Regions from separate parts of the Mus musculus genome. Here regions 1 and 3 are each linked to region 2. A link is a loop called in an ENCODE intact Hi-C map of the cell type or tissue named here. Cell type or tissue: gastrocnemius. All regions are shown on one strand. Links, peaks and the distances in the headings refer to the core of each region. The heading gives the core; the rest is flanking DNA.

Region 1 (10,693 bases), core at 1,000-8,999, 140 kb before region 2:
GCTCAACTCTCTGTCTTACTAAAAGTAGCAGAGTTGTGTTGTTAATTTAGGCCACCCATATAGCCCTAGTAATCAGATATGCATGTTAGGATAGCTGTGAATGTAATCCAACACATTTGTAAATGATAGCATCATGTTGCACTGTCAAAAGATTAGACACCCTGCTAATTCCTTTGTGTATGTTCTTGAGTCCTACAGGAGTGAATGGATGCTACCCATCTTTCTCCCGCGTGTTGATTCTATTTTGATGTTTCAGTGCATAACTTGAAAGAGTATCTGACATACTGATGTAAGATGCTGGCATTAATGTGTTGATAGTACCTGGCTTCACGTAGCATTGTTCTATAATAATCTCAAGGTCCCCGCGCTCCTAGAAAGTGAAGTTAAGGAAGAGACTTGTTTTGGTTCAGACGATGCTGGGGGCTCTGAGTGCTCCGACACAGTCTCTGAAGAGCAGGAAGATCAAGCCGGATGCAGAAACCATATTGCTGACCCTGACATTGATAAAAAGGTTAGCCAAGATCTTACTCCTGAATGTGGTGGCTCTCAAACATCAATGGTGCCTCTACTTGTAGTTTCCATAACTAAACACAAACTTTACTTTTGGAGTAAATTAGAGACTTAGCTGCTATTAGGAGCTTCTTTAATATCATACAGATTACGTGTTCTGTCTGTTTACTAGAAGCAAATATTTGTTTCTTTCTAACCATTATTTCTCTTAAATATGGAACTTGTAAACGTCAAGTAACATATACTGGGATATTGATTTGACTGTCTATAATTTCAACAGTGTTCAAGGGACATGGTGTAGCTGGGTTCGGGGAGCTGGGGAAGAAAGATAACCTGTGTATAATGACAGAACCTATTGTCCCAGCACTTGGAAACTGAGGAGGGGAGAGATCATTTGAGCCTTGGGAGTTTTAAGAATAGTCTGGATTACAAAGTGAGACCCTCTTTAGAGAGGGAAGAAGGCAGGGATATGAAGGGAGAGAGATGGCAAAGAAATGAGATGCAGGGAACCTCAAAGCAAAGTTGTACTCACCAAGCTGTAATTGTTATTTTTTATGCTACATATACTTTTATCTGCTTAACATATTAATTTTAATTCTAATAATAACTTGAATACACCGAATGAATGAATTTTATTGGGGGTGGGTTGTTTATATTTTACAGGAAAGAAAAAAGATGGTCAAGGAAGCCCAGAGAGAGAAGAGAAAAAATAAAATCCCTAAACATGTGAAAAAAAGAAAGGAAAAAACAGCCAAGGCCAAAAAAGGCAAATAGAATGGAGCCATTCCTCGGCTACATTTTAACCCTGAAACAGAAGTAGCTGGAGGAGGCTTCCTCACTGTCTCACTGTCAGAGGAGGCTGGGGTGTGGTCATGTGATTGTTTCAAAAGCCTATTCTTTCGGGATCCAGTCCTGGCTCTGCTTTTAACGGACTTATTAAGGTATTATTTTAATGAAGAACTTTGTATATTTTATTTTTATATTTTTATCTTGCAAACATTTTCCCACAAGTATCAGAACATGAGTGTTTATGATGAACATCCACGGACGAACTTGGGAACATTTGTTTTCTTTGTCTATGCCAAAGACATATCTGAAACAGCCTGGAGCTCCGCTCCGAGAGACATCGTCTGGCCGTTATGTGCCATTCCCAGGAGCCCTGTTCCTGTGTGTTCTGGATACACAGGAAGCTGTCCTATGATCCTGCTTCATCTTAACTATACCTTTCCAGTGAGCCCTCCCAGCTCAGGTGCCATTTCACACCCAGCCATTTGTTCATCAGATATTTCAGTGTTCTAGGAACTGGGATATAGCTATGAATAAAACCACATTACTTCCTTTGGGTAGTTTGCATTCTTGCTAGGAAATGAAAAATTTTTAAAAAAGTAATATTCTTTGAAGAGGTTATACATTATATAGAGAGAATCAATGCTGAATAAAGAGAAAACCTAGGGAGGTACAAGTTGACAACATAAAATATTGGAGGTGAGTCACACCGAACTTCCTGGCACTGTGGTGGCTGGATGGAAGGAGTCTGCGTTCCAGCCAGACTGGACTACTTAAGCAGATGAGGATACAAGCAACAAAGCCAAGGTACATCGGGAAGGAAGAATACCCCAGTCAAAGCACGAAGCCACAGGAAGGCCCTGCAGCAAAAAGCTGTGTGCAGTGGTCAGAAATGGGGTGGCAGCATCAGACTCGGGGGGAGATCAGAGTGCACAGCTCATGGGGTTTTTAGCAGAGGAGTGTCAGGGTCCAACTTGTAGTTTGAAAGCATGATTCTGGCTTCTAGAGAATTGAAGCAAAGGTGGAAGATGATTGGCTGTGCTTGTTGTTAGCCCTGGTGAAGGATGCTGGTGGCTTGGCCTGGGATACTAGTTGATGTGGAGTTAGCTTAAGGCCGCAGGTGAGTTTGAACGGAGTCTTCCGGTTTATAACCCAAGAAGCCACAGCCCACTGCAGTAACTGTGATGAGACTCGTGGGGGGAGTAAACTTACTGGTAGGAAAGAGAAAATTACAGGACACACATTGAGAAAAATTACCAGGTGTTAAAGAACCTTTTCCTATTTTATGTAGCAAATGGCTGTGTTAATCCTTGCACCAGACACTCTTATACAGCAACCCAGGGTTTCCGTTTAGACTGCAGCTTCCAGCTGCTTGCTTGATGGCGGGTTATGGTGAGTGCCACCTGAACTCTGATTGTATGTTGGAACATGCTCCTTTCTGCTTTAAAGTTCAAAAAGGAGCTTCAGTTTCCATAATATTGAGAGCACAGTTATCATCTTTGTGCACATTTGAGTCTCTTCCAGGTCTTCTGGTTCACTTAGGCAGCTCTATGTGTTTATTACTTTACCATGTGAACGCAAAGCTAGGGCAAAGCAGAATTGTTCTTGCTGGCGCTGGCCTAGTTGGCCAAAGTTGGTGTCATTCAAAATACCTCGTTACGGTTTAGATCCTAAATGTTCCCCAAAGGCCATATGTTAAAGACTTGGCCCCAGGTTGCTAGCGGTATCGCTGAGTAAGGGCAGAACTGTGGGGTGAGGGCCTGGAGGATTAGGTCGTTGTGGGGTGTGTGGTGTGTGTGTGTGTGTGTGTGTGTGTGTGGGCGTGTGGGTGTTGTGTGTGTGGGCATGTGTGGTGTGTGTGTGTGTGTGTGTGTGTGTGTGTGTGGGCGTGTTCTTGCTGGGATGTCGGATTCTGGTCTTTTCCTCTGCTTCCTGGCCACGGTGATGCCGGCAGCTTCCCTTCATCCCCACTGTAATGTACTCTCACCACAGGCTTCACGGGTGAGAACGAACGCTTCCGTTGTTGGTTGGTTGGCTTTACTTCCTCGTCATCCACTTTCAGCTAAGGCACATTGCACTACAGTTATGCACTTCAACTGTTAGACTGGTTTTAGCTGGTATTTTACCACAGCTACAAGAAACTGAACACATGCCCTGTGCAGTAAGAAATTCAGACTCTCACTTACGGACAAAACTAGGGAGCTTGTATGTTCAAAAGTGTAGATCACGTTTTCAGTTTTATCTTCATCTTAAAACATAGTATTGTCCAGTCATGGTGACCCACTACTTTAATCCCAACACTGCGGAGGCAGAGGCAGGTGGGTCCCTGTTCAAGGCCAGACTGGTCTGCATAGTGAGTTCTGGCCAGCCAGGGCTACATAGTGAGACCCTATCTAAATAAATCAATAAAGTCACCAGCTCAGAGAGGCCGGTCTACCCCTCCTGATTTGGTATTGTCCTCTTGTGTCCCTCACACGTGCAAGCTTTGTCATTCCTCTGCATTATTTTCCTATAGCTCTACCGAGGACAAAGTAGCCTGCCGATTGCCTTCACTTAACGTATAGTGACTGTTTTGTCTGCCTCCACCCTCACTTCGGAATGTAAGCTCCAGAAGGCAGGGGTTTGTATTGTATCCCAGCACCTGATTTGTGCTGAGGTTCGGTCAGCTCTCAGTAAATGTTCAGAAGATGCTCTGTCTCCTGAGCAAAGGAGAGGCTATCATGTATGCCTCTTGTTTATAAGGATGGAAAGACAGAATGGATGTGGGTCAGTTTGCATCCCCCAGGCTTGTAATAGGGTTATCTGACGACCACGTAAAGTGTTCAGTCGAAAAAGTGAGTTCACTGATGAGTACCTCATCCCAGTCCATATGTGGACGGAAATGGGGCAGCCCAGTCCACTTGCTGATGCTTTAGCATGTAACACTGTTAAGGCTTTCTGAGGGCTGCGATGACAAATCTAGGTTTACGCTCCCTCGCTTGCTTTGATATGCAGCTGTGACACTGGGAAGTCACTTTCCTTTGAGGAAGAAGTCCTCATGTGTAAATAGTGGGACTTGAACCAAAGGATTACCAAAACGCTGTCTCAAGTTCATTCACCTGCAGTTTTTTCATGTAGCCCGGGCTAGTTTCAAACTCTCTTTGAACACCCATGCAGTCAAGGATGACCTTGAACTTGGGATCCATATAACTTTGTTTCTCAAGTGTGTCGTCACAGCCTGTAGTTTACCCAGAGATGGTAGGTCCTGGGAAAATGGAGCCAATAAACGGGGCGGACTAAAGTTTCATGCAGTAATTGCCAACTTTATGCTCTGAGGGTTAGGAGGAGTGACATAAGTAAACTGTACAGTCACAAGACAACAAGCTCTGTGTGTGTGTGTGCGCGCACACACATCAGTCTGTCTGTCTGTCTGTCTGTCTCTGTTTAGCAAACTGTGTGAGGCAAAAGCATGTTTTTCCTTAGAGGCATATAGACAACACTAGCCAGCTGTAATGAGTAGTTTGAAGTAAGTGCTCTTGTCGATACACCTGAGAGGAGCTCACATTCCGAGGACAATTCTTTGCTTTTGAAGAAACTGAAGTCACAAGACTTGTCTTCTTGGAGATTTCTCAGAAGACCTCAAAATCTCCCATGACTCAGTTCTTGAACAGTGTTCACCCTGCTTTATGCAGTGCTAGGGATTAAATACGGGGCTCCCTGGGCCGTGCAAACACTGAACTGAGACCATCCCTGGTCCACAATGGTTATTTTAAAAAAGTATCAGACCAATGTGATTTTCCCCCCTAAGAGTCTCATTGTGTCTTCCTTGTTGGTCTCCAACTCACAAAGAACCAGATCAGTATTTTTTTTTTTACCTTAACTTTTTTTATTGGATATTTTCTTCATTTACATTTCAAATGTTATTTCCTTTTCCAATTTCCCTCCCCCAAAACCCCATAACCCCTCCCCCTGCTTCTGTGAGAGTGTTTTTAAAAAAGACTTTAGACACCAAAGGGGTAGGTTGGACTCACTCTTTTGTTTATTAGAACTAAAGAGATTGGGTTTAAAGTGCAGGTCATCCCCTGTGCTGGTTGCTATTAGATGAATCATTAGCCTTTAGACTCTGCTGTTTAGCCATGGGAATGCTGTCAGTTGTGCTCGAAGTCATTTTATTCCACTAGAGGGAGCCATGCCCTTGAGTTCTGATGTTTAACCAGCATGATTGACAGCAGGTGCTGTGCATTTGGGGGGAGCATCCTGCAGAGGAGGCCCAGGTAGCTGAGGTCATTTACTTGGCTTCACCTCTTTACTTCCCCCTAGGCACTAACTCGATGATGGCACATTTAGTGCTTGATTTATACATCAGTCCCTACTTAGAGCCCCCAACAAACTGGCACCTCAATATATACTTTGCAAGAGTCGTAACTGAGTTAAGTCAGGTGTGGTAGCGTATACCTCAGTCTCAGTACATGGGAGACAGAGGCAGGATGGCCACAACAACAGAAGTGGTTTTTCACTGGGAAATAATGCACTTTTAGTATGGCAATTACAGAAACAGATCCTGGATGGCCCTAGATTCACGGTGTAGTGTGGTGGTCGCTTGCTGGTCCTTCAGACTTCTGGGACTCAGTGTCCCGTCTCACCTATCAAAGGAAGACTGAGTGGAGGGGTTCAGAGGCTGCAGTCACGGGGGCAGACACTCGCTGTGTCAGTGAGGTAACAGGAAGTTCCTAATGTTGACTACGTGTCAACTGCTATTTCCCGTATGCTGGGCTGGGTACACTGAGCAAGCCTGACAGCCTAGTTTAATCCCTGAATCCCACAGTGGAAGGGAAGAGATGATGATTCCCAAAAATTGCCCTCTGACCTCTACACACACCTGCCCCCCCCCAATATACACACAGTAATAATTTTAAGTAAATTCTTTATGTGGGCATTTTGTATGTACACAAATAGGAAAAATAGGCTTTTTTCTCAAAAATCTGTATAAACCAATTCTCTGTACTTTTCTAATTTTCTCTTTTTTTCATTATTCACTTTACGTCCCAGTTGCTGTCCCCACTTCTTTCCACTTCCTCCCTCACACAGTCCTCCCCACCCATTCCCTTCTCTCCCCCTGTGTATCCCCCCAACCCTGACACATCAAAACCCTTCAGGGCTAGGCATATAACTCCCACTGAAGCCAGATATGGCAGCCCAGTTATGGGAATGGGATCCACAGACAGGCAACAGCTTTAGAGATAGCCTCCAGTTGTTGGGGGGCCTCCATGAAGACCAAGCTACAGCAAGGTTCTATTCCCAACACCCATCTGGTGGCTTACAACCACCTAACTAGTTCCTGAGGACCCAATGCCCTCTTTTCGCCTCCACGGGCCCTGCGTGGCATGTAGTGCACCGACGTACTTTCAGACATTCATACACATAAAATAAAAATCTCAGAAATTTATTAGGACAAAGAACGTGACTCCAAGTTTCCTTCCACTCTTCCTTCAAACATGATTTTTTTATATGTCTTGTTTTATAAACAAAAAATCCAAAAGAAACTTTTATTCCATTTGCTAAATAAATTCCTATTAAAAATTTTTATGACTTTTTATTATGAGAATAATGCCTCGGAAAGTTACACATTTAACATGTGGCAGGAACATCGGGACTGTCGAGACTATTTGGAAATTTGTGCTTGTGAAATTGGAGAATAATGCCATCTGTTACATGACAGGATTAAGTGAGATACAATACAGGTAATTAATTTAGCACCAGTAAATGTTTACAAAAACAAGTAAAGGGGGCAGGGGAGATGGCTTAGTGGATAAACTGATGACCACTAAGGCACGAGGACAGGAACTTGGATTCACCAGAACCTACATAAATATCAGGTGGTATGATGGCTCCCCTGTAATCCCAGGCATGGAAGGTAGAAACCGTTGGCTAGTTTTCTGTGAACTTGACAAGCTAGAGTCATTTGATAAGAAGGAAATGCCCTCTTTCAAGAAAAAAAAAATGCTCCCACCAGACTGGCCCATGGGCAAGCCTGTAGTGCATTTTCTTGATTGATGTTGGGAGACCCAATTCACTGTGAATGGTGCCACCTATGAGCTGGTAATCCTGGGTTCTATGAGAAAGCCTTGAGCAAGGCATGAGGAGCAAGCCAGTACGTATCATTCTATGGCCTCTGCTTCAGTTCCTGCCTTGAGTTGTGCCTTGACTTTACTGCATAATGGACTTATAAGGTATAAGGGGTGAAGCACCCTCCTCCGATCTTCCATTGCAGTGGAAACTCCCAACGTTTTAGAGTACTGTCAGATCATCACCAAGAGCAGCAGGTGTGGAGTGGAGCTGGCCTAAGGCTAGACGAGCTGTGTGTGCTGTGGATGGCAAAGCCAGAGAAGTGGATCTGCCTTCATCCTTTGAAGCCCAGAAAATTGAGTGGATCCCAGAAGTCTGAGCCTTTCACATCATTGGACTGTTTGCTTTGGTCTGATGGTAACTATACCCTGACTTTGTTTTTTAAACGAGTATCTAACTTGTTTTCTAATTGTACAGCAACCCACAGTTGAGAAACTGTAGGTGGTTTAGAGAGGCTTTGAACTTGAGACTTTGAATGCTTTAAAGAGATTGAGCTTTTAAAGTGTTTAGTTTTGTAAAGACTGGGACTTTTAGAAATTGGAATGTTTTAAATTGTGATATCGATATTAACGGGGTTTGGGGAATGCAAAGGAAAGGTAATGTTAAGGCTTAATGTGTGATAGGTTTGTCAAGGTGACAAAGGGTCAACTATGCTATTTGTTTTTCATCAACTTGACAAAAAGCTAGACATATCTAGGAAGAAGGAAACTTAAAAGAGAAAATTCCTCCTCATAAGATTGATCTGTAGCAAACTGTTGGGGACTTTTTAAATTAGTGATTGATGTGGAAGGGCCTAGGCTACTGTGGGTGGTACCACCCTGGCCAGGGGTACCTGGGGTTTCTAAGAAAGGTGAGAAAGCCATGGGGAACAAGCCAGTAAAGAGCATCCCTCCAAGGCTTTGCTTTAAGTTATTGCCTCCAGGTTCCTGCTCTGATTTTCCTCAAGGATGGAGTGGGCCATGGAAATGTACACTGAAATACCTTCCTCCTCAAGTTGCTTTCGATCATGATGTTTTATCACAGCTATAGAAACACTATACCTTAGAGAGACAGGGATCCCCAGGGCAAGCTGGGTATTAGGCTAACAGTTGCAGTGAGCTCTGGGTTCAGTTGAGAGACCCTACCTCAATGAGTATGGTAGAGAGTAATCGAAGATGACTTCAGACATCCCTTTTGAGCCTCTACACTCATGCTTGTTTGAACATTTGAACAGTATGCACACATGCACTCCACTTACACATACACATTAAAATAAAATGGATTCTTGTAGCCATTCTTTGGCTACTTTGTGGGTTCCATTTTCTTCCACCCTCTGTACCCTTTTACCACCCTTGCAACTCCCGAACACGAGATAGGAGAAAAAAAAGAATAGAAGGGGAAGGGAGTGACATTATCCTCAGACTACTTTCTGCTGATTAGGGGCATCAAGTTTCTTAGGGCAAGTTAGATCTTTGCCATCAGGATAGCTAGTTTCTTCTGTTTCTTCTTTGCACACAACTCTTAACAAACTGCAACCAACCAACAACCCATCTCTCTGGGTCCTAGCATTTATACACCCTCTCAAAATTCCAAATGTCACAAATTGTAGAAACTATCTACAGCTGGCAAAATCATGCCCCAGCTAGAGCACGAGGCAAATCATAGTCAGCTGCTGTGGACAGTCTGAAGCAGTCTCATATCCCACACCTGGGACTAAAATGGAAACAGTCCTATATTATTTTTCTGTTTGTCAAAGAAACCAAACTTCTCGCTTCAGGTTATTATTCTCATTTATTACTAACTGGCACAGTTCCATATAGAATGAAGGCTGATATGTCTTCTTAGACTTGAAACATGGTGACCATTTCAGAGTAGCATAGTTAAATTGAAGCATTAAGACGTCTAAAATGTATAGAACATTCATTATTTTCAGTGATTAGTATTGATGCAGATTATAGGAAGTCATGTGTTATAACTGAAAAGTCTTAGGGTTTTTTTTCCCCTGTATTTGTGTGTGGGAAGGTGTGTATGTGCTTATATACGAGTGGGTGGAGAGAATAGAGGTGAGTGTTGGTTCACCTCTCTCTCTTGGTAATTGATTCTGTTAGAGTTGCTGGATAGTGTGCTCTGGGGACTCAGCTGTCACCTAGCTGCCTCAACCTGGCTCTGGAGTTACAGGTGAGCAGCTATACCATCTTTGTAGGTGCTCTCTGGGGATCTGAACTTGGTTTCTTATGTACTTTGCCAACAGAGGCAACTCCATGACTTTTTTTTTTTTTTCTCTTTTGAAGAGATGGTGTTTCACTGTGTTGCCCAGGTTAGTCCTGAACTCTTGGCTTTGAATAATCCTTCCACCTCAGATTTCTAAGTAGGTATAACTTTAGTTTTATGCCATAGTCTTATCCAGCCAGAGTAGCAGGTTTGACTTAAGAAAACTCAACTTCTGCCAGTTTCCATGGTACATGCCCTTAATCTCAGACTTTGGGAGACAGAGGCTGGATGTCTGTGGACTTGAGGACAGCGTGGTCTACCTAGAGAATTGTAGGACAGCCAGGGCTACATAGAGAGGCCGTATCTCAACAACTCCTTTCCAGGAACAAAGAAAACCCAATTCCCAGTCTACAATCTGTTCTATTATTTTTACAGCTCATAATCTGTATTTTAAAATTCTTTTAGATATTTATTTATTTATTTTATGTATATGAGTACACACCAGAAGAGGACATGGACCCTCATTACAGATGGTTGTGAGCTATCATGTGGTTGCTGGGAATTGAACTCAGGACCCCTAGAAGAGCAGCCAGTGTTCTTAACTACTGAGCCATCTCTCCAGCCCCCATTTAAAATTTTCTAAGTGTTGTTTATTAAGTCGATGTACTTAGATCTGTCAATAAAGAGGCCAAGACATCACTGTAACAGAGACCTACTGAGCTGCCGGGTTGCTGTAGCTCATAAGCAAGGAGCATCATTTGACATGTCCCACCTGGTCGCTGCTTTCTCCGTAATGAGACTCGCCTGGTGGTGACTGTGCTCCATCACCTGATGTGATGCAGGATGAACTCAGGCAGGCGCAGTCATCTGAACTCAGCCCTTCATCTGGATCGAGGATGGTATGAAGGTCAAAGGGATGTGAGAGAAAATTCAAGGCTTGACACTTGGGAAATAACTGCTGGTGTTGACGTCGCTAAAGGAGTCTAGGAATCTGATGTAGCTTCCCCTGCAGCATCATTTCCAGATTTCAGTGTGAGCTAGAGATATCAAAGTGACATAAGATAAAGTCGTCTGAGAGGAGGGAACTTCAATTAAGGAAACG
Region 2 (10,693 bases), core at 1,346-9,345:
GAGACTGGAGTGGGGGGAGGGAGGGAGAGAGGAAGGGAGGGAGGGGAGTGAGAGAGAGAACTCAATTCTTTTTTTTCTTTCTTTATTAGGTATTTTCTTCATTTACATTTCAAATGCTATCCCAAAAGTCCCCCATACCCCCCCCACTCCCCTACCCACCCACTCCCACTTCTTGACCCTGGCGTTCCCCTGTACTGAGGCATATAAAGTTTGCAAGACCAAGGGGCAATAGCTCAATTCTTAAACACCTCAGGCTTCTATCACATAGCACTGAGCTCCTGCCTCTAACAAATGCATTACGCCTGAGTTCTGGAGGCTGGAAGGCCACAATTCAGGTTCTGCAGAGCTGACTTCTGCTGAGACCGATGATTGCTTGCAGCTGAGCATCCTTTTCATCATGGCATTTGTTTTACTGTCATTTGTCCCTCATACTCCTCCTCCCCTCGCTGGTTCCCTCTCCCCCAAAACAGCCCTTCCCTCCTCCTTTGTTGTTTTGTTTTGTTTTTCAAGACCGGGGTCATGGGGGGAGGTGTTTCTGTGGAACACTCCTGGCTCTCCTGGAACTCACTCTGTAGACCAGGCTGGCCCAGAACTTACAGAGATCTGCCTGCCTCTGCCTCCCAAGTGCTGGGATTAAAGGCATGAGCTAACACTGCTCGGCCCCTTCTGCTTTTATGTCACATGTATTCCATCACTCTCCGTCCTTTTGGGTCACACCTCCTCTCAATCCTTTTTCTTGTCACACACACACACACACACACACACACACACACACACACACACACACACACGAATCTGAATTCTGCATATGAGGGAAACTATGGTGTTTGACTTTCTGGATCAGGCTTACTTTGTCTAAACGTAATGGTCTCCAGTTCCGTCCACTTCTGTGCACCTTCATTACACATGCCGCAGCTGAGTAAAATTCCGAATTCCGTCATGTGTATTTACCAGGTTTTGCTGGTACCCATTCATCTGTTGATTCCTAGACTGCTTCTGTATCCTAGCTGCTGTGAGTAGCCCAGCAGTGAGCACGGACGTGCCATTATTTTTGTGGTATAAAGGATGGAATGCTTTGTGGGTTTGCACGTCACTCTTGCACAGAGTCACACTAGCCTCTCTCTCACTCCGATTTGTGCTGTGTGAGAGAGGTGTCTTTAATAAAGACTTACAAAAAAAAATAAGGACCTCAACTTCACACTTTTGCTTGATCTCATCTCTTTAATAGCCCTACCTCCAAACAAAGTCACGTTGTGACTGTTTGAATATAGATGCTGGGGAGACCCCACCTCAGCCCATAATAGAAGCCTGCATAGAAAGACTAATGGGGATACATCAAAGACACATGCGGGCACATCTTAATCTGGCCTCCATTGACCAAACATAGGGTGACTCTAGTATCAACAGGAATAGTAAGTATACTTTATATAATATAATACTAACTTTTAAAACTACATCTATTTAATTGAACAGAACTCTTGTTGAAATAAGCAGCAGGAGGAAGCTGATGAGGCAGTTTCATAACGTTAGTGTGGAGTGGTTCCTCGGGTTGGAAGAGCAACCAGAGACACAGGGTCAGCTGGTGAATCTTTCCTACATTCTCCAGGTTTCTGTAAAAGCTGTCACTAAACTCTGAGATGAGATGGGACTGTTGGGCTGGCAAGATGCCCCAGAGCATAAGAGTGCTCTGCGGTGCAAGCTTGAAGACTAGAGTTTGATCCCTGGAAGCCATGAAAAGTGGGAGGAGAGACCTGAGTCCACAGAATTGTCCTATGGCCTCCACACACATGCTGTGGCACTGACCAAAACCAACCCGGAGAGGAAACGACTTACTACATCCCATAGGCACGAGCTCAAGCAGGAACCACAGAGGGTCACTACTATAGCTTGTTTGCTTTTATAATCTTGGACTTTCTGCCCAGGTGTGGCACTCCTGGCACCAATCATTAATTGAGGAAATGCCTCACAGCCAGGCTCACAAACCAACCCGACAGAATCAAATTCTCAGCTGAGATTCCCTCTTTCCAGGTGACTCTTCGTGCCAAGTTGACAAAAGCTAACCAGCACACATCGATAATACATTCTAAAGTTTTTTTTTTTAAACAAAACAAAACAAAAGAAAACAAAACCAAAAACCACAGGGCTGTCTAAGACACAGCTCATGCTTCACCTGGGCTGAGTTTTGATTTCTTTCACACACACTGGGCAGCCATAGAAACAGAAATCTAACAACAGTCATCTTGGCATCTCCAAAGTTGTTCTCACAGTTTCCCTGTTGGTACAAGCAACAGAAAAAGGGAAGAAGCTGTGGGGTTGATAAATAAGGAAGCCAAGACCCATTTCTTTCCATAATGTGATTTATTAGAGAGAAAACCTCACAACCACTAGGGACCATGATCAGGCCTTGGGGTAGGACAGCATTAGGAAAGAAAGCTTTAAAGTGGAAGAGTAGAAAAGATCTCCCTCATGAAATCGTGGATGGGGAGAACTGGAGCAGACAATACCTCCACGGAAATCCCTCAAATAAAGGAGATTCTCTGACTTTTAGTTTGGGAGAGTTGGCATGACATTCTACATCGTATTATTTAATCTGACTTGGCTTACATGCCAAGGAGCCAGGTACTGGGTAGAACCATAAATTTACCTTGCAGATATGGGCGTGGGAGGGGGTTAGGTTGGCTTGCTTCCAGCTCGTCTGCTGTGTGCTCTAACCTCCACAGCAGGCATTTATCAGCTGCAGCCAGAATTCTGGGAATTCTTGGGAAGGGGCAGGGAAGGGACACAGTTAGCTGGTCTGTAATCTAACACCTACCATTTGGCTATGAAACTAAGATAAAAGGGACAGCATGAGAGGAGTGTGACTAATGGCTCTAGAACTCAACCCTGGCTGTCTTTTGACTGCTGCCATGTTTTCTTCATAATAGTCATTTCTTATCGGTTAGTGACTAAAGTTACTATTTCTTCTTCTTCTTCTTCTTCTTCTTCTTCTTCTTCTTCTTCTTCTTCTTCTTCTTCTTCTTCTTCTTCTTCTTCCTTTAAATTAAAAGGTGGGAACTATGCCATTGGAAATGATTGGCAGCCAAAATTTCCCTTTCTATTTCTTCCACTGGTGGTAAACGATGTGGGGAGAGAAGCAAAGATCTGATATGGAGGCAAATGTGATTCAGTTCTAGGGATCAAAACAATACAGGAAGATTAAATGTGGAGTCGTACAAGGGAAGAGATACACTTGTGTATAAAGCAAAGTGCATGACACTATAATAAAAGAGCTGTGTCAAAGACATGGGGGATGGAAGAAGATGACTTCCACTGGCCAAATTCAGACAAATTTGGATAGTAACAGGAACTATTATGATAATGAAATAATAATGCTCAATTTTAAAACTTAATTCATTTCCCCTCCCCCTCCCCCCAGCCTCAGCACCCCCACCCCCACCTATGAATTAAGTTTTAAGATGTGAACAGAACACTATACTATGGTGGTTAGTGTTAACTGTGAAGCTGACAAAATCTAGAATCGCCTGAGTTGGGCCTCTGAGTATGCCTGTGACAATAGTGTTTTTTTCATGTGATTTTTATTATGAACATGTAGCGTGTGTCTTTATTAGCAATGACCTTTCTTTAGATAAGCACGCCGTGATCATCCATAAGGTTTCTGCTTCTGACACACTTGTTATTAAATTGGTTATTTGACACAACCACATGGTGAGTTCCAGGATGACTCATAAACCTGCTTTTGATAATTTTATTATAAACAAAAATGTTTATATTTGGTTTTTATTGAATTGAGCTTATCTATATCAAATTCCCCTTTTAGAAAAATGACTGCATAGCTAACTGCTACTCTGGCAACAGGCATCCATGTGGTACACAGACATATATGCAAAATATCATAAAATGCACTTTTTACATGAAAAATATTCAAGACAGCATGTTACTACCTGAGAGTTACAGTATTCTATGTTGTTAACAGGATGCTTTACAAACTGTTAAACTGTCACTGAACTAACATTTAGTCTCAGTGAATACAGTGTGGCCAATGACCACCTAGTGATTTCGAATTCAGGACCACCACTCTCAGGAGGAGAAGCCAAATGTAACTCAGACAGGAATTTGGTCTCTTAGATACCCCAGCACAGTCTCTCTCTCTCTCTCTCTCTCTCACACACACACACACAACAGGGTTTCTCTGTATATCCCTGGCTGTCCTGGAACTCACTTTAGACCAGGCTGGCCTCGAACTCAGAAATCTGCCTCCCAAGTGTCTGCCTTCCAAGTGCTGGCCAAGAGCCTGGCTCTCTCTCTTCCTTCCTTCCTTTCTTTCAAAGATTTATTTATTTATTATATGTAAGTACACTGTAGCTGTCTTCAGACACACCAGAAGAGGGCATCAGATCTCATTACGGGTGGTTGTGAGCCACCATGTGGTTGCTGGGATTTGAACTTCGGACCTTCGGAAGAGCAGTCGGGTGCTCTTACCCACTGAGCCATCTCACCAGCCCTCTTCCTTTCTTTCTTAAAGATATATCTATCTATCTATTTATCTAATGTATAGGAGTACACTGTAGCTGTCTTCAGACACACCAGAAGAGGGTATCAGATCCCATTTTAGATGGTTGTGAGCCACCTTGTGGTTCCTGGGAACTGAACTCAGGACACCTCTGGAAGAGCAGTCAATGCTCTTAACCAGTCCTGTTCTAAATTAAGAAATAATAACCAATTATAGCCAATTGGTTAAAACATAATAAATTGCTTTAAAAAGAATTTGAAGAGCCGTTTCAGGAATTTTCTGTTTGATCATGCATTGTGATTATGTAGGAAAATGTTCTGAGGATGTGCATAATAGCATTTGGGATAAAGAATCTAGAAGTAATTGTAAGAGGGAAAACGCTAATGAGCTGGAGAAAGGCTACACTGACACTTTCTGTGTTGTTCTTTAAACTTTCCTGCCGATATAAATAATTTCTCCTAAAAACATCGAAGGAGCAGCGGAATGATGCTCAAAGCTGGGACGCAAGTTCTAACCTGCTACGCAAACTAAACCCAGAAGAGCGTGGAAACACCTTTCAAAACTACCGCTTCCGCCCTGCCCGTCGGCTCTTCCCGATAGGCTGGCGCCATCCCGGGGCCCCGCCCACGGCTCCCAGAAGCCCGTGCGCGCCCAGAAGCTCGTGCGCGCCCAGCAGTTCCGCCTCTTCCTGCCTGAGGTGAGCTGCCATCATGGAGACCGAACCTCCTCCTCTGGAAGAGCGGCGTCGGCTCCAGGAGGAGCTGAGCGAGTTTGTGGAGAGCTGCTGCCGGACGCTGGAGGAGGTGACGGCGTCCCTGGGATGGAGCCTGGATCAGCTGGACCCCGGGGACGAGGCGGAGGCCGAGGTGAGGGGCGAGGTTGCCCGGCCTTTCCCGGGCCGCTGACTTCTCGCCGTGGGAAAGGCGCCCGGGGAGCCCACTTCTCTCCATCCCGGTGCGATGCAGGGGAGGACAGGGCTCGTCCGGTGCATATCCCGGGGGCGCTGCTGCTGAGGTTGGCGATTTGCTTCGTCATGATATAAGGATTCTGCATTGCGTTAGATTCAGTGTTCACTTTTCTCTATCTTAAACCCGGACGCTTCCCACTCGGACAGGACCGATTGTGGGACGATTAAAGGGCGCCACCAAGGAATGGTAGCTAGTAGCGGACCCCTAAGGAGTGTATTAGAGTGAATTATCCTGACTTATTTAATAGGTGCAGGATAGAGGGAATTTGCGTTGCGCGGTGATTTCTTATACCCTCTTCATTTACTATGATGCAGTAACAAGGTTTAAGTCATATGTCGATGGAAATATTTAAGATATATGCAATTTACGTACAAGCTAATCACCATTGTCTTAAAATTGAAGTGGAAATTGGAAAGAAAAAAAACCCTTCATTGTACCTTTACAAGTATATTTGGAGTTGTGAATTAACCAATATAGTTCATGGCTTAAAGCCTAGTAACGATGCTGTAAAAATGGATTTGGGGGACAACTGAAAAAGTTTGAGGTATGAATTGATAATTTTATGAAATTTCCAGACCATTGAGAATGGAGGGCCCCACCACTCCTTCATTTATTATCGAGATATTAGACAACATCGTGATATTAACACTTAACACGTTCTAAATGGCACTGCGTTACTTCATTTAAAATTCGTATCCCAAGGAGGCTAGAATAATTGGCAGCATTTTACAAATGAAGAAACAAAAACATCCCAGTGGGATTGGCAACTGGGACTTGCAGGCCTTCTGATTTCTGAGGTGTATTTTGCTTAACCGCTATATGAAAGTCCATTGTAAAACTCCCAGATTATCCAGTAAACCGTGAAGTACATGATTATCTGATACTCACTGTTGTAACTGGCTTAAAAAATCTGGTAAATGACATTGATAGTTTTGAGACTAGTCCAGATAATTAATCAATTTCCATGTTTCATGTGCACTTGTAGAGTTTGTCATGGTAACAGTGGGGGGAGGGGTAAAGAAATGACAGCTGTTATTGTGTGGCAAAGTCTGTAATGGGGGGAGTTGAAATTTTTGTAGTACTGGTTATTATAGACTATGATGGGTCAGAAAAAGCATCTAGAAAAGTATATTCTTTAAAATCTGCGTGGGGCTAGGCTAGAGAGATGGCTCAGCGGTTAAGAGTGCTGGTTCCTCTTCCAGAGGTCCTGAGTTCAATCCCAGCAACCACATGATGGCTCATCAAACCCTATGGGATTTGATGCCCTCTTCTGGTGTGCAGGTATACAGGAAGAACACTCATATACATAAAATACCTAAATGAATAAGCCTTTAAAAAACTTATGGGGGCTGGTGAGATGGCTCAGTGGGTAATAGTACCCGACTGCTCTTCCGAAGGTCCAGAGTTCAAATCCCAGCAACCACATACATGGTGGCTCACAACCATCCGTAACAAGATCTGACGCCCTCTTCTGGAGTGTCTGAAGACAGCTACAATGTACTTACATATAATGAATAAACAAATCTTAAAAAAAAAAAACAAACTTATGGATATGTGTGGGGGTATGGCCTGGGTAATGGGTCCTCAACTTTTACCTTGTTTCGGGTCTCTTGTTGTCTTGATATTGCCATCATCATTCTAGCTGGCCTGTGAGCTTCTGGCTATTTTCCCTTCTATCTTCTATCTCTGTGGGAACAATGAAATTGCAGGTGCATATTAACCATACCCATTTTTTGCATGGGTTCTAAGGATTTGAACTCCAGTCCTTTTGCTTCTTTTACTGAGACATCTCCCCAGCCCTGACCAAAATAACAACAACAACAACAACAACAACTGAGTAGAATTAGTTAGGTCAAGCACAGAGAAAGCATCAGCAGACCTAGAAGTCCTGGCTTAGATGATAAGATTAGAGAGCCTCAAGTGCTTAAGGATGGTTAGAACATGAGGAGGAGAATTGCTTGTAGCCCCGCCTTTGCTCCATGATCTAAATGGGAAGTACAATGGTAGCAGGTAGGGGCTGTATAGGTTATAAGGAGCCTTATAAAGGCCCTTGTCAGGCACATTGGAGAATCTTGTTTTCTGTTTGTTTGCCTTTTTATGAAAAAACAATGGCAACAGGGGAGGCATAGACAGACTTTAAGTCAGGGAATATCCAAATTAAATTTGTGTTTTAATAAAATACCCACTAATATGTATTTAGTGCAGAGTACCAAGCCCTACTTCAAATGGTTTCTGTGTATAAACCCAGATATTTATATTTATTTAATCTTCATGATATCTTTGTGAGATAAGGGTCCATTGCTTCTTTTTTTAGAAAAAGAAAGTAGCTCAAGGAGAAGTTAGTTATATTACCTCTTATAGTTAGTAAATGGGAGAGCTGGGGTTTCCAAAATGGCTACATGGTGGAGAGTGTAGTAGAATGTAGTAGAGAGCAGCCATCCTGGAAGCAGAGATGGGGAGCAGTAAGATAGCTGTTGTAATCCAGAGAAGGAACAGTGACGTTCTGAATTGGTCAAGTGGCACTGGGGCTAGAGAGAACTCTGGGATTTCAAAGACCCTTAGGAGTTAAAATGTCAGGACTAGGTGGCTGCTTGGGTGTGGGTGGTTAGGGAAGAGGCAGGTTTTTCTTGAGCAGGTGACACCTTTCACTGAAACGGGAGAAGGCAAGTTTGAGTGCTAGGAGGCTTTTGTGGTGTTGTGATTAAAACACCCAGCCACAGCAAGGTAAGAAAGGAAGGTGTGATGATCAGTTTGACACAATGCAGAGTCACCTGGGAAGGGAGTCTCAGTAAGGCATTGTCTAGGTTGGCCTGTGGGGTCCTCCCCACCCCCAGAAGGGCTTTATTCACTGGGTTAACTAAGGTGGGAAAATTCACTTTGAAGGTAGGCAGCACTATTTCATGGACTAGGCTCTGTTCTGAATTAGAAGAAAAAGGCAGAACACCAGCACTGCATGTCTTCCTTCTGTCTGCCCATAATTGTGGATGTGAATAGCTACTCCAAGGTTCTGCCACTCTGACTTCTCTGCAGAATTGCTTGTAACCTGGAATGATGAGCCAGATACACGTTCCTCTAAGTTGTTTTTGCAAGGTGTTTTATCACAGCAACAGACACAAAACTAAGAAGGCTTACAGTTTAAGGTAAAGTCTATTATGATAGGGAAGTCAAAGCTATAGGAGTGTGAAGCCGTTGGTAACATTGCATCTGCAACCAAGAAGAGCAATGAGTCTTTGTGCTCAGCTCATTTTCACCTTTTATACAGTTTAGGAACCTGGTCTAGGGAATAGTTCCACCCACAATCTTCAACCTCAATTAACCTAGTCAAGATGATTCTCCATAGACCTAAGCCCAGAGGCCCACCTTCTAGGTGATTCTAGATTTTATTAACTTGACAGCTAAGATTAACCATCACATAGACCATGAATATATTGAATTTATTTTTGTTTATGTTGGACTTTTAGTATAAGGTACTTAATAATAATATAAAGATTAAAGAAAATTAACTGTGTGTGTATGGTGTGGGGGTCTGTCAGGGCAGTTGTGTGGAATCTGTTTCTCTCTCCTCTTTCCCTGTGTGGGTTCCAGGAGTTGAGCTTAGGCCATCAGACGTTCTTGTTGAGTGCCTTGCCCACTGAGCCACTTGTGGTTCCTAGTGTAAGGATCTAAGGAGAGAAACATTGGCCTGATGAGATAGATTCAGGAAATTGAGAGCTGAAGGCAGAGTATTGCTAGGAAGTGTAGTGTTGAATGACAAGAGGTTAATGATTAGACTTAATGAAGTACAGACTGCAGGAGACCAAAGAAGAACCAGACAGGTAGAAAGACAGAACCATTTATCAAGAGCTAGATGCAGCGAATGGCTGTAATCCCAGCACTCCAGAGGATGAGTTAGGATTGCCATCAATTCAAAGCCAGCCTGGGCAACATAGTAGGAGCCTGTCTCTAAACGAGCAAGCAAAACAAAGTCTGCGAAGGTGGCTCAGTTGATAAAAGTGCTTACTTCGGAAGCATGAGATTTCCTCAGAACCAGTATAAACCAGGAACAGCAGTAAAAACATCTGTGACCTCAGTACTGGGGAAGTGGGGGATTTGCTGGCTACCTGGTAGAGTGACTGAGAAAGACCCTTGATGTTGGTCTCTGGCTTCCACATGCTCATTGACACACGATCCCTACACACATATGCCTATGCTCAACAGTGCGAGTGAGCGAGTGAGAGAGAGAGAGAGAGAGAGAGAGAGAGCGAGCGAGCGTGAGAATGTGAGAATGAGAGAGAGAGAAGATACCAAGCTGACAGCACAGCTTTGGATAATAGACCATGACTAGGAACTCTAAGACAACAAGTATGACATGTTCTTTGGCATCAGTGGCAGTAAGGTTGCTGGTGGCTAGTGCCAGTGAGGTACTTGTGGCAGAGGTGAGGAATGGCTATTTGTGAGGCTGTGGAGATAGTGAATGCTAAACTTTGAAGGGCTGTAGAGAGGACAGAGGCTTTAGAAAGACGCATTGAGAGAACTCCCTCTCTTCCTTCCCTCCCTCCCTCCCTTTCTTATTAATACAAACACCCACATGGGATTGAGGCCCACAGAAGAGGAAGTACTAGGCTGTTGTTTAAATGCTATTTTCCCCCTTCTGTTAATTTTTACAGGATGAAATCGCCATATGTCCTTATGATTCCAATCATCGCATGCCCAAATCATCACTAACAAAGCACATGGAATCTTGCAGATTGAGGAAACTGGGATATACCAAAGAGGAAGAGGTAGCATTTGTTTATTATATACTGTCAAGAAATTCATTCATTAGTAAGTCAGGAGAGTGTATTGTGAGCCCTTGTAGAGTAGATGGTATTGTGTTTAACATCACAAATTGTTATTTATTTAAATAGTGGTATTATTTATCTCAAATCTTAAAACAGCCAACTGTGCAATCCTTAACAATATTAATTGAAATTTGTTTTTGTTTTTTTACTATCTAGAATGAAATGTACAATCCTACTTTTTTCTATGAAAATTTGAAGATTCCTTCAGTTACTTTGAGTAAGTATATTAGATTATAATTGAAATAGCCTAGTTTTATATTTTTCTTTTTAAATTAGCAAAAAAAAATGGATATTATAGACAGGCTTATGACCTTGAGTTCCTTAAGCTTAAGGAATTAAAACAGTAAAGATACTTCATGTGATATGAAAATGAACTGGGTTTATGTTAACTGGGA
Region 3 (10,157 bases), core at 1-8,000, 430 kb after region 2:
TTTTATCTTCTTATGATTTTTACTACATATATTTGTAAGATATAAACTAAAGTCAGGTTTTAGCCCTCAGGAATCACCCTTGTGTGTAGTAGGCCATTAACAACTGGGACAATCTTTTCAACCAAGTAAGTTTCCATACTTACTTCAAATTCTTTTACAAAGTAACGGATTTCACCTTGGGTAACTGGTCTGTGATCCAGCAGCCTGGAATGAATCTCTCCAAGATCTAAACAGATAAAGTAGAATCAAGGGTTAAGTCACACTCCGTGGTGCAATCTCTGGCCTATTTTACTCTTCCCCAACAGGCAAAGATAGGTTAAAGTCCACTCCAGACCATGGATCAGGAGGGAAACTCCTCCACTTCCAGTGTGTGTTCGTTGGTAGAACTACCTTTGAGAGCCGTCTAACAATGTCTAACAGAGCTGAGGATACACATCCTTAGCCATCCCATGCTGAGATAGACAACACAGGAAAATAAACTCACACAAATAAGCACGGCATCTGTAAATGTTTGCTGAGGCATATGTGTAGTACCAAGAGAATAATTTAAAAAGCTAACATTCTAAATAGTCACACAATGAACAATGGTAAGTGGAGAGTTAAATGCATGTACCAGATCGACACCTATTAACATGGATAAGTCTCACAACAGCTTCAGAAAGAATAAATCCATTTGCATAAATTCTAAAAGGATACTTCCTCTGGTACACGTTAAATTCAGGATGGAGGGTGATATAGAGAGGGTGATACAAGTTCAGTAGAGTAGGGTACATGGTGGGGCCTTTTAAGCACAGGGGAGTGAACTTGGGGCTTTGCACATTCTAGGTTGGTTTCTCTAGTGGGCCTCATAGAGATTTATCTGTGAAGGTTGGTGGTGAGTGTTGGTGTTAAGCATCTTTACTTTATACTAAATCTGAAAAAGCCATAGCTATGAAAGAATTTTGAATTTTAACCCACTGGGTAAGTAGATTTATTCATTCTTCTTAGCAACAACTAGCTTAAGATATAAACCTCAAAATAGATACATGCCCAAATAAAAACATGTACGCCTTATATTCATGTGCATATGTATATATATATGTGTATATTTATATATGTATATATATATATATATATAAAATTTTAAATGGATCAGATTCTAATTCTGTTTTTAAAAGTTTTACTGAGATTTATCATGCTAATATGTTAAGAAGAAAACAATAGAAACAGAAGGACAATTTCTAATCTCTCAGCAGGTTATTACCCACATCATTTCTGTAAAAAGCTATTTGGAGTTTTCTTTCATGAAGAAAGTACTATTGGGAAATATGGTGTACAACAGAGTGTGTAGAGTTTATTATTCAGATCTTGGACCTAGTGTACTAGGAGTTAGGGCTGCCTGAGTGAGACCAAGCATTGTAGGACTTTATGGACCTTGTACTGAGAATCTTCTCGCAAAAGCACAACTGGGCAACAGGACACATACAGGTCAGCTCCAAAAGTCCATTTGAGGTCTTCCATCCCAGCTGAGCTGCAGTTATTTAAACACAGCATGTTACCTCAGGCATCCTGATGTAGCCCCTCCAGTTGCCATGGGCTAATCCCTATACCCTAGCTACTCACTTCACCTAATGATGGGCTGATCCCTATACCTCAGCTACTCACTTCACCTAATGATGTGCTGATCCCTATGCCTCAGCTACTCACTTCACCTAATGTCCATTTTCTTCTACAACATCTGAGCTCTCGTTCTTCCCCGACACTGGCTTTCATTCTCACCAGCTTCTTCCCAGGTTTCTGACCAGCCCGTATGCTGTGTTCCTGAAGTGCCAGAGTGGTCTACTTCTATCATGTCACATCCCACAAGGTCCCCAAATCACCTCATCTCCAGTGAGTATCTCCTTAGGCAAGCTGTTTGTGATATTTACACAGCACCCCTACCACTATCTCTTTCCACGTGACTGAGAAGCAGTTAAGGTTTGTCGGTTTGGAGACATCTGTTTCTACAGTCCGATGATAAAAAGGAGCCACTTAAGACTCTGCAGATTAATTTAGTTCTACACAGAGGTAGATTATCAGTCACTCCTAAAACTGCAGCTGTGGGAAACTATGGGGGAACAGATCATGAAATACAGATTACCACAGAAGTTACGTTGTGTAAGGACATTATAATAAATCCATTGTAATAATTCAGAGTTTGTAAGAGTCCAAATATTAAATATAAATTCTGCTAGCATAACCATGTACGTGTAAAATATAGACTTCTATAGATATCTAACTCTAGTCAGGCTATATGCATTCTTTTACTGTTCAAAAAAAAAAGAGTACTGAAATGTATAATCCTTTGATCTCTACTTGTTTGTAACCTAATGTGAAAGCTAGACAAATATCTCCTCACAAAGACACAGAGAAGTGCTTTGATGGAAGAGCCACGGGACTACAAGATGAGACCAAACAGAACTACAACTCTCTTAGTACCTAATAAAGGGAAGGCTGTGTGTGTGGGTCCTGAGTGTGAAAGTGAGAACCAGTCTCAAAATAAAAAACAGAAAAGGGAGTTGGTAATGTAGTCTCTAGTAGTATGGTATTTGTCTAGCATGTGGGAGGCCTTGGCTTGGCTTCCAGTACTGGGGGAGTAAAAACAGTACTGCTTCAAAATTTAAAACTTCCGCCTCAAAGACACAATCAACAGAATGATAGGCAACCAGGCAAGTGAGAAAAATGCCTGCAAACACCTGCTATGGGTACTGAGGAGACAGATGTGTGTGTGTGTGTGTGTGTGTATGTGTGTGTGTGTGTGTGTGTGTGTGTGTGTGTGTGCGCGTGTGTATCAGCATTAATGGTATAGCGGCCAGCAAAGTTGCCTTTCAAGAATATATCAAGAACTATAACTCAATAACAGAATCTACTTACACGAGCAAAGGACTTAAATGGATATTAGATGACTACCTAAAAAATGGGTAGTCAGTTAAGCACATTAACCAAATATTAGAGGAAATGAAAATCACAACAGGGAGTGTCATCTCACACGCATTAGAATAACTAGTACCAAAGACAAGAGTTGGTGATGACAGGTGACTAGAAAATGGTATAGCAAATACAGAACATGCCAACTCCTCAAAAAGTTTAAAGAATAATCAAATGACCCAAAAATCCACTACTGGAGATACAGTCCCAAGAACTGAACACAGGACCTCCGAAGGATGTCTATATATTCATATTCAAAACAGCCTTATTTCCGAGAGTGGAGCTGTCCAAGTCCTCAGAGGCACTGGACCAGTCAAATTCACAGTGGCATGAGGAGTTATGGTTTAATGCATACAAAGTTTTGCAAGATGAAAAACATTTGCGGATGGAGTCATGGTGGCCCAACAACAGCCATACAACGACTAATCTTCACTGAGATTGCACAGAGAAAGAATTCTAACTTAGTCTTAACACACACACACAATACTACTGGATCCCAAATTAAACCTAAGAAACAATGTGAAACACAGTTTAAACAGTCGCAGCCAGCTCAGCTGGGGCCGCCCACAGATCTGGTAAGAGTAAAATGGGAACCGCACAGATGGTAAGCCACCACTCTCCAGGCAGTGTAGGACTGTAGCCCAAAGTTGGTGGAATAGGCGGGTTGAGCAGGGAGTTGAGGGAAGCAGTGGAAACTGCAATTGGAGGCTTCTTCGCGGTTAACGGGGACTTCTGAGGTTTAGGAATTAAAGCTAGTTGTTATTGTAATAATTTAGGTCGAAATCTACTAAGGCTGAAAGGGGACAGCTCAGACCGGTACACTGTATGGTACTGAGCGCTGTGTTTCAGGACGTTTTCCCAAGTGTTCTTCCTGGCATGACCCCCAAGGCGCAGAGGACAGAGGACGAGAGGGTGAAGGACCGAAGTCACCCTACTACGTGTGGGGCTCCAACTAGTTCCCATTCTCCGCTTGTGCGCCCTTCGCCCATTGCACGTAACTGGGTCCTGCGAGCTGGGACCTTTCGTCTCGAGGCGGGCCAGGCAGCTGAGGGCTACAGGGGAGCCGGGGAGCACCAGGAGGGGCGGTCCCCAGCACGCTGCCCCCACCCCGCACGGAGGACCACGCCCTCCACTCCGTACCCTTGATAATGAGGTGCGCCGCACCCGGAGTCCCCAGTGAGTCCCGCTTCTTGCCGCCCTGGGCGGCGTCGCACGCTACAGGGGTCTCGGTGCCTCCGCCACTCATCCCGACCAGTTCCGCCCACCCGCGGCGTCCACGGCGCAGGCACGGACCTTTAGGGAGAGAGACGCTCTGGTGTTACGTCATCACAGGGCGTCGGAGTCGTTGGGTTCGGGGAAGGCGCCGGGAGTGTAGCCGATGCGGCCATGCTGGATGAGGGCAGATGATCTGCGTATGGGAGGTGTTTGAAAATTACTTGTTTCTCGGTTATCCCATCCTACGCCGGTAGGAACTAAACTCACTATGGTTGGAGCAAGGCGCGGCGAGCAGAAGAATAACAGTAGTAGTATATACATAGTTTCTACATTGTTACTGGCCACCACTATTTTATAAAGCATTTTGACATGTATTGTCACCTTAGGGTCATCATAGCAACCTGAGGAGACAGATCATAATTTTTTTAACAAATAAAGCAACACGGTTAGAGGTTAAGAAACTCGTTTTTGTTTTGTTTAGGTTTTTTGTTGTTGCTTGGTTGGGTGTTTGAGATGGTCTCCCTAAATTAGACTAATAAGTGCTGACATTTGATATATTCCATAATGTTCATTTTCTCAACAAATTGTCATGCTTCAAAGAGAGCAATGCACGGCCTCCCAGTGGTTTTTACCTCCTCATCATCCAGGGGTTCTTCCTTAGGACTCAGCTGTGACCGCTTCCTCCGCTACTCTCTTCTGAACAATGAACAATGTCATCCTAAAGGGTCTTAGTCCAGTCTGAAGGAGGAACGTAAAGCGACATAAACGGCAGGAAGAGGAATCGTTCCATACCTGTGGATACTAGCTGTTGAGGGGATCAGGAAAGACTTCCCAGAAAAGACCAGTGTTTGTCTCCAGTCTTGAAGTGAGACATGGAGAGAATAACTAGGTGAAGCAGGAATTGGGGGATTATCGCAGAAGAAATGGTAAACCCCCAAAGGAGGACAAATAAAAAATTTAATTTCCTAGCTTTTTAATCAATATGTAGAAATCATAGTTTTCAAAGACATTTGTTATTCTCCTCACTTCCAAGAAATTTCATATTCATTTTTCTGCATTGTAGAAAAAAATTTCTTTCCCTTTGCATAATTTCCTTTATGACTGTGCACCATGAAGACTCACTACAATATGTGAAATTGAATGCTTTTCTTACATTAATGTGGCTGTTTGTTTTTTTTTTTAAATGTTGATTCTGGATTTCACCTCTGAAATTTGCCAACTCTGTGTTGTGATAAAGAAATTCTAGTTGCCATAATTAACACTTTGGAAATAGAATTGGGTCTTCAGATAGTTTCCAATAAAGCGTCAGCGAAGGCAAAGAAGCCGGAACCTGAGCTCTCTGGATCCCAGCATTCCTGCCCTCCGGCAAGGACATTCTTGGAAGCACGGCTTGGGAATTCCTGCTCTATTTCACCAGTTTCTACTTCCTGTTCTCACCAATACATTGTTACTTCTGGAATAGCAACAAGAAGACAAGGCCAGTACTCAGTACCGATTTGCAGTTACGGCTGACTTATGATACCTGTCATCAACAATGTGACATTTAAAAAATACTTTCTATGACTGAATCTGCGAACACAGACTCGAACAAGGGCTGACTTAGGAAAATCTCCATTTTCAGATGAAGAGACCTAAGGTCAGAAGGGCCACAGCAGTTCCTGCCTTCTCAGTAGAGACATGCCACATGATGGATTGTGAGGATTAATGTCATGTTTTAAGTTTAAATTACTGTGCTTAAAACATTAGAATTATAAAACAAAAAGGCCTGTAAGCCTCCCTTGCCCAAGGAATAACTTCCAGAAATAACTTCCTGGAATCCTTGGGGCTGTTATCCATGTAAGATAACAAATCACGTTTTGCTTCTTCCAACAAGCCTAATTACCCAAACTGCACAGGCTATGCTTGATCACACATAGGTGGGAGGTGTATAGACAGTAAGTCCGTCAGAATAGATGTTTGCTCCTAACCGTACACAGCCCTGTGGGTTTTGCTTTTATAAGCCTCTGACTAAGGTAATTCACTAACATTCTCTAGGCATCCCTGGTATGGACCGGCCCAGTGTCCATTATCCTGGCCAGTATTATAATAAAACTAGCCTCAAATTTTGATCAACATATTTGGTAGTGTTCTTAATTCCCACATGTGAGATTATCAGCACCTCCTGTTAGGAGACGGATTTGTTTCTCTTCACCTTGAATTTGGGCTGGCCTTGTGACTTGACCTTTGACCAGTGGAACACACGGTACTGATGAGTGGGTTCCATTGGACCGGGCAGCATCCTGCTTTGTTTTCTTGCCAGGACACTCTTGCTGGAGTGAGGTCATCATGTGTAGAAGCATACTAATTTAGACACGTGTGGAGAGAGGTTGCAAGGGGAGAACTGAGGCACACCAAGAGTCCCCACTCCTGTCCCAGAGATGTGAGAGTCATTTCCAGCCAGATGCAGTCACATGAGCTGTGTGCACCATCAGAAACTGCTAGATCAACCTGTGCATTGTGAGGAGGGAAATCTATTATTCTAAACAATGTGTCTGTGGCATATGCATGCTTGTGTGTGGTGTATGTATGTGGTGTGTGTGTGTGTGTGTGTGTGTGTGTGTGAGAGAGAGAGAGAGAGAGAGAGAGAGAGAGAGAGAGAGAGAGAGAGAGAGAGAGAGAGAGAGAAACTCAAGGAAGAGCCAAGGACTAAGTAGTGGTCTCAACTCAGTAGAGATTTTGAGGTAAGAGCAGGGAGGTCTTTCTACTGTGCCATTTCTCTGCATTTCTTGTTAACCTTCCCTCTCTGGGATGCCTTCTTTGTTCCCTCTATGTATTCATTCATTAACTAAGTTGTACAACAAAGAATCTGGCTGGGGGCCTGGAGAGATGTCTCAGCAGTTAAGAGCACTGGCCACATCTCTAGAGGATCTGGCTTCAATTCCCAGCACCCACATGGTGACTGACAGCCGTCTGTAACTCCAGTCCCAGGGGGCCTGACACCTTCTTCTTATAGGGTTGAGTTCAATTACATGAGTAATGATTTGGTCCCCTGTGCCTTTGTAAGGCACCCTGAAATCCTCTGCGGAATTCGTGCTTGCAGCCATCCATCCATGTGCCAAGAGGAAGATGCTCTTCTGAGCATCTAGCTGCACGTTGGGGACTCTTCCAAGTCTCCTCATTTGGCTGCTTATCCGGTACAATTTTATAATAAAGCTCATTGTAAACATAGCATGTTCCTGAGCTACACAGTTATTTTAGTGAAACAGCAAATCCATGCACGGCTAAGGAACCCTGCCTGGGGTTTGTGGCTCCAGTCTAAAACAGGTGGAATGTGTCCATGACTGAGCTTTCACTTCTGAAGTCTATGGATAGTCAGGGGCAGAACTGCATCACCACTGGGCCAACACTCACATAGCACTTGCTACCTGCAAGGTGTTGAGGTAAGCACCCTACAAATACGAATTCATCTCACCATCTCACACTCCTTTGAAACAGGTATCAGTTTTCTCAACTTTACAGAAAGGCCAAAATGGCTATATGACTTTTATGTGGCAGAAACAACTACTTCAGTGATTGTCTGTGTGTCCGTCAGTCATTGTGGATGGATGAGGAGTGGGCAGATGATGGGGAAGGGAGACTATGGAAGAATGAAGAGAGAACACATTCACTTTAGAAGGCCATATAAACTCATGTTTTAATTCAAAAAACTCGCAATAAATATGTACTGACCACCCAGCATGTGCTCAACACAGTGTCAAGAGCTGAAGAGGTGACGGAGTCTGACCTCACCTCTTCCTCCCCTCACAGAGCCGTCTACCAGTGGAGAGCACCCTGCTTTCCTGCAATTCTGACGCACTGACGCTCACGATCAGCCTGGCCTGTGAGCATCAGGTCAGATATTATGTCGTCGACTTGCGCTGTTCTCTGGGAGGCTCGAGATCTACATGTGCCTCTGTACCTTCCACTCAGACAGGAGAGAGGCAGCAAGGGAGGGAGTGGGGGCTACCCTGCTTGCTAAACTTCCCCTCCTTGAAATGAGCAGCATCACCTAGGGACCACAGGTTCAATACAGGAGTGCGAGGGGGAGGGAGGGGTCTCATGTCACATCCAAACCATAAAAAATGAACTCTATTTCTCTGAAGGGGTTATTATCTTTCATGTTTCTGGAAGAATGGATATATATATATATATATATATATATATATATATATATATATATATATATGTATATATATATAATGTCAATATTATGTTTTATTTAGTTGTATTTCTGTGTGCATGTGTGCACACACGAGGGAAGAGATGGCAGGATCTTTGGTCTTGGGGGTAAGAGCCTATAAATTTGCATGCATTAACTTCCTGAAGTTTAGGGGACACATATGGCATGCTCAGTGTGCATGTCAGCATGGTGTGAAGGACCGTGCTGTGAATGAGCGTCACCAGGCTTGGTGGTGGCAGCAATCCCATACATCTCATACTGAACCTTCAGGGTCCTGAATCACCATGGTTCGCCTGAGAGATGCTTCTGGTGACACAACGGCAGTCAATGGATGGTACATGAGTTGTGTGCAAGCTCCTGCGACAGCTGCTCAGTAGGAACAAAGCCACAAAGACTTCCCAATCACGCCAGGGGAGGGAGGATGGCGGTGGGGGGAAGAACTTGGCTCCACCAGACACAAAGAGGAAGGCTTTAATTTGGGGCAGCTTCCCTTGAAGTCTGCCGATTCTCCGGGCTGGAATAGGTATAAGAGTTTCTCACAGGATAGTTATCGTGCCAGCATCACTTGGATAGACACAGTCTCAGCCCTATTCTAGATCTCATAAATGGAAAACGTGAACGAGATCCTAGAAACCCATTTGAAGAAGCCTCAGGTGATTTCTGCGCATGTCTGCAGAGTGGGTCCCTATGCATCTGATAACGAGGGCTGACCTGTGCTTGCTTTACCTGTGGCTATTCCACCGTTTCAATGAAGCCAGCTGCAGATTGAAAATATAAAGGTGAAAGTCCCACAAATAGCTCATGATTTAAAATAACTACAATATTTATATGTTTTTACTTATTATTAATTTCTTGCTATGCCTGTGATGATGAGTGGCCTCATGAGCTCATGTATTTGAACACTTGTCCCCTGTTGGTGATGTCCTTTGGGAAAGTTACAGCATCTTTAGGAAAGGCAGTCTTGTTGGAAAAAGCAATCACTGATTTGAGATGTGTGTGTGTGCAATCCAGCCCCAATGAAATGTTTTCTTCTGAAAAGAGTTGCCTTGGTCATAAAGTTACTTCACAGCGATGAAACCCTAAGACAGGCATGTATGTGTACTAAAGAAAAACCCTGGTCTACACGGTACTGCTATAATTTGGGTTTTGGATCACTCAGATGTCTGTGTGTCAGTAAGCACTTGGACCTCAGCTTGGTGATATCAGGAGGTGGTGGAGCCTTTAGATGGTGGGGCCTTAGGGAGGGTCACTAAGTCATTGCTGGTACGACCTTGAAGTAATAAGCCTTGGGATACCAGCCTCTCCTTATCTTCTTCATCAGCCCATCCCCGCCCCTCTGGCCATAAGGTGAGCAGCTAGACACACATGCTGCCAGCCTTGATGCTGCCTCACTCCAGGTACTAAAGCTGTGAAGCACAGTAAACACTATCCTGAGTTAATGATCCTAGGGATTTTGTAATGTAATGGAAAGCTAACATATGTACTACCTGGGGTTCCAGGCATCCACTAGAAGTCTCGGAACACATGCTCTATGGATAAGGGACACTGCTATACTGAGTTGTTTAATCTACCAAATGGAGTTCAAATACTGAAAACAGGAACCGGAGAGGCCACTCTGCAAGTCAAAGCCTCTAACACATGGCTCCTAAGTGCTGTAGAAGGGCAGATTGCTTACATCAACAGGAACAGTCTAGTTCAGAGAATGCACAAAACGAGCTTTGGAATTTTCATTCTGGGGGCTGGAAGTTTCTCGACTTGGTCAATGCAAGCCTGGAGCCTTATTATTTAAAGCAATGCC

The links. A loop is a pair of places that touch in the nucleus more often than their neighbours do. Peaks named below come from ENCODE experiments on the same cell type or tissue, not always from the same donor. Only the 100,000 strongest peaks of a DNase experiment are listed, where the experiment ranks them.
Region 1: it touches region 2 in a loop (2.4-fold over the local background); 23 of 42 quality-filtered maps call a loop at or near these places.
Region 3: it touches region 2 in a loop (2.5-fold over the local background); 3 of 42 quality-filtered maps call a loop at or near these places.

The regions. Positions count from the first base shown.
Region 1 is chr13:38,059,582-38,070,274 of GRCm38, forward strand. It overlaps Riok1 (RIO kinase 1), which reads left to right. Exons shown (of 17, transcript NM_024242.3): 16 at 359-511; 17 at 1,174-1,852. The coding sequence ends at 1,284. Among named protein-coding and RNA genes, the nearest start is that of Riok1, 28 kb to the left of the region's middle. In gastrocnemius, for the core only: a CTCF peak has its summit at 5,446 (motif pointing right); a DNase peak (open chromatin) is centred at 5,480.
Region 2 is chr13:38,199,753-38,210,445 of GRCm38, forward strand. It overlaps Snrnp48 (small nuclear ribonucleoprotein 48 (U11/U12)), which reads left to right and starts at 5,187. Exons shown (of 9, transcript NM_026382.2): 1 at 5,187-5,376; 2 at 10,125-10,238; 3 at 10,455-10,515. The coding sequence starts at 5,221. In gastrocnemius, for the core only: no CTCF peak of the experiment used is centred there; a DNase peak (open chromatin) is centred at 5,151; H3K4me3 peaks cover 1,792 bases; H3K27ac peaks cover 716 bases.
Region 3 is chr13:38,630,850-38,641,006 of GRCm38, forward strand. It overlaps Bloc1s5 (biogenesis of lysosomal organelles complex-1, subunit 5, muted), which reads right to left and starts at 4,243. Exons shown (of 5, transcript NM_139063.3): 1 at 4,087-4,243; 2 at 144-226. The coding sequence starts at 4,192. In gastrocnemius, for the core only: a CTCF peak has its summit at 4,428; DNase peaks (open chromatin) are centred at 3,573 and 4,254; H3K4me3 peaks cover 1,730 bases; H3K27ac peaks cover 1,516 bases.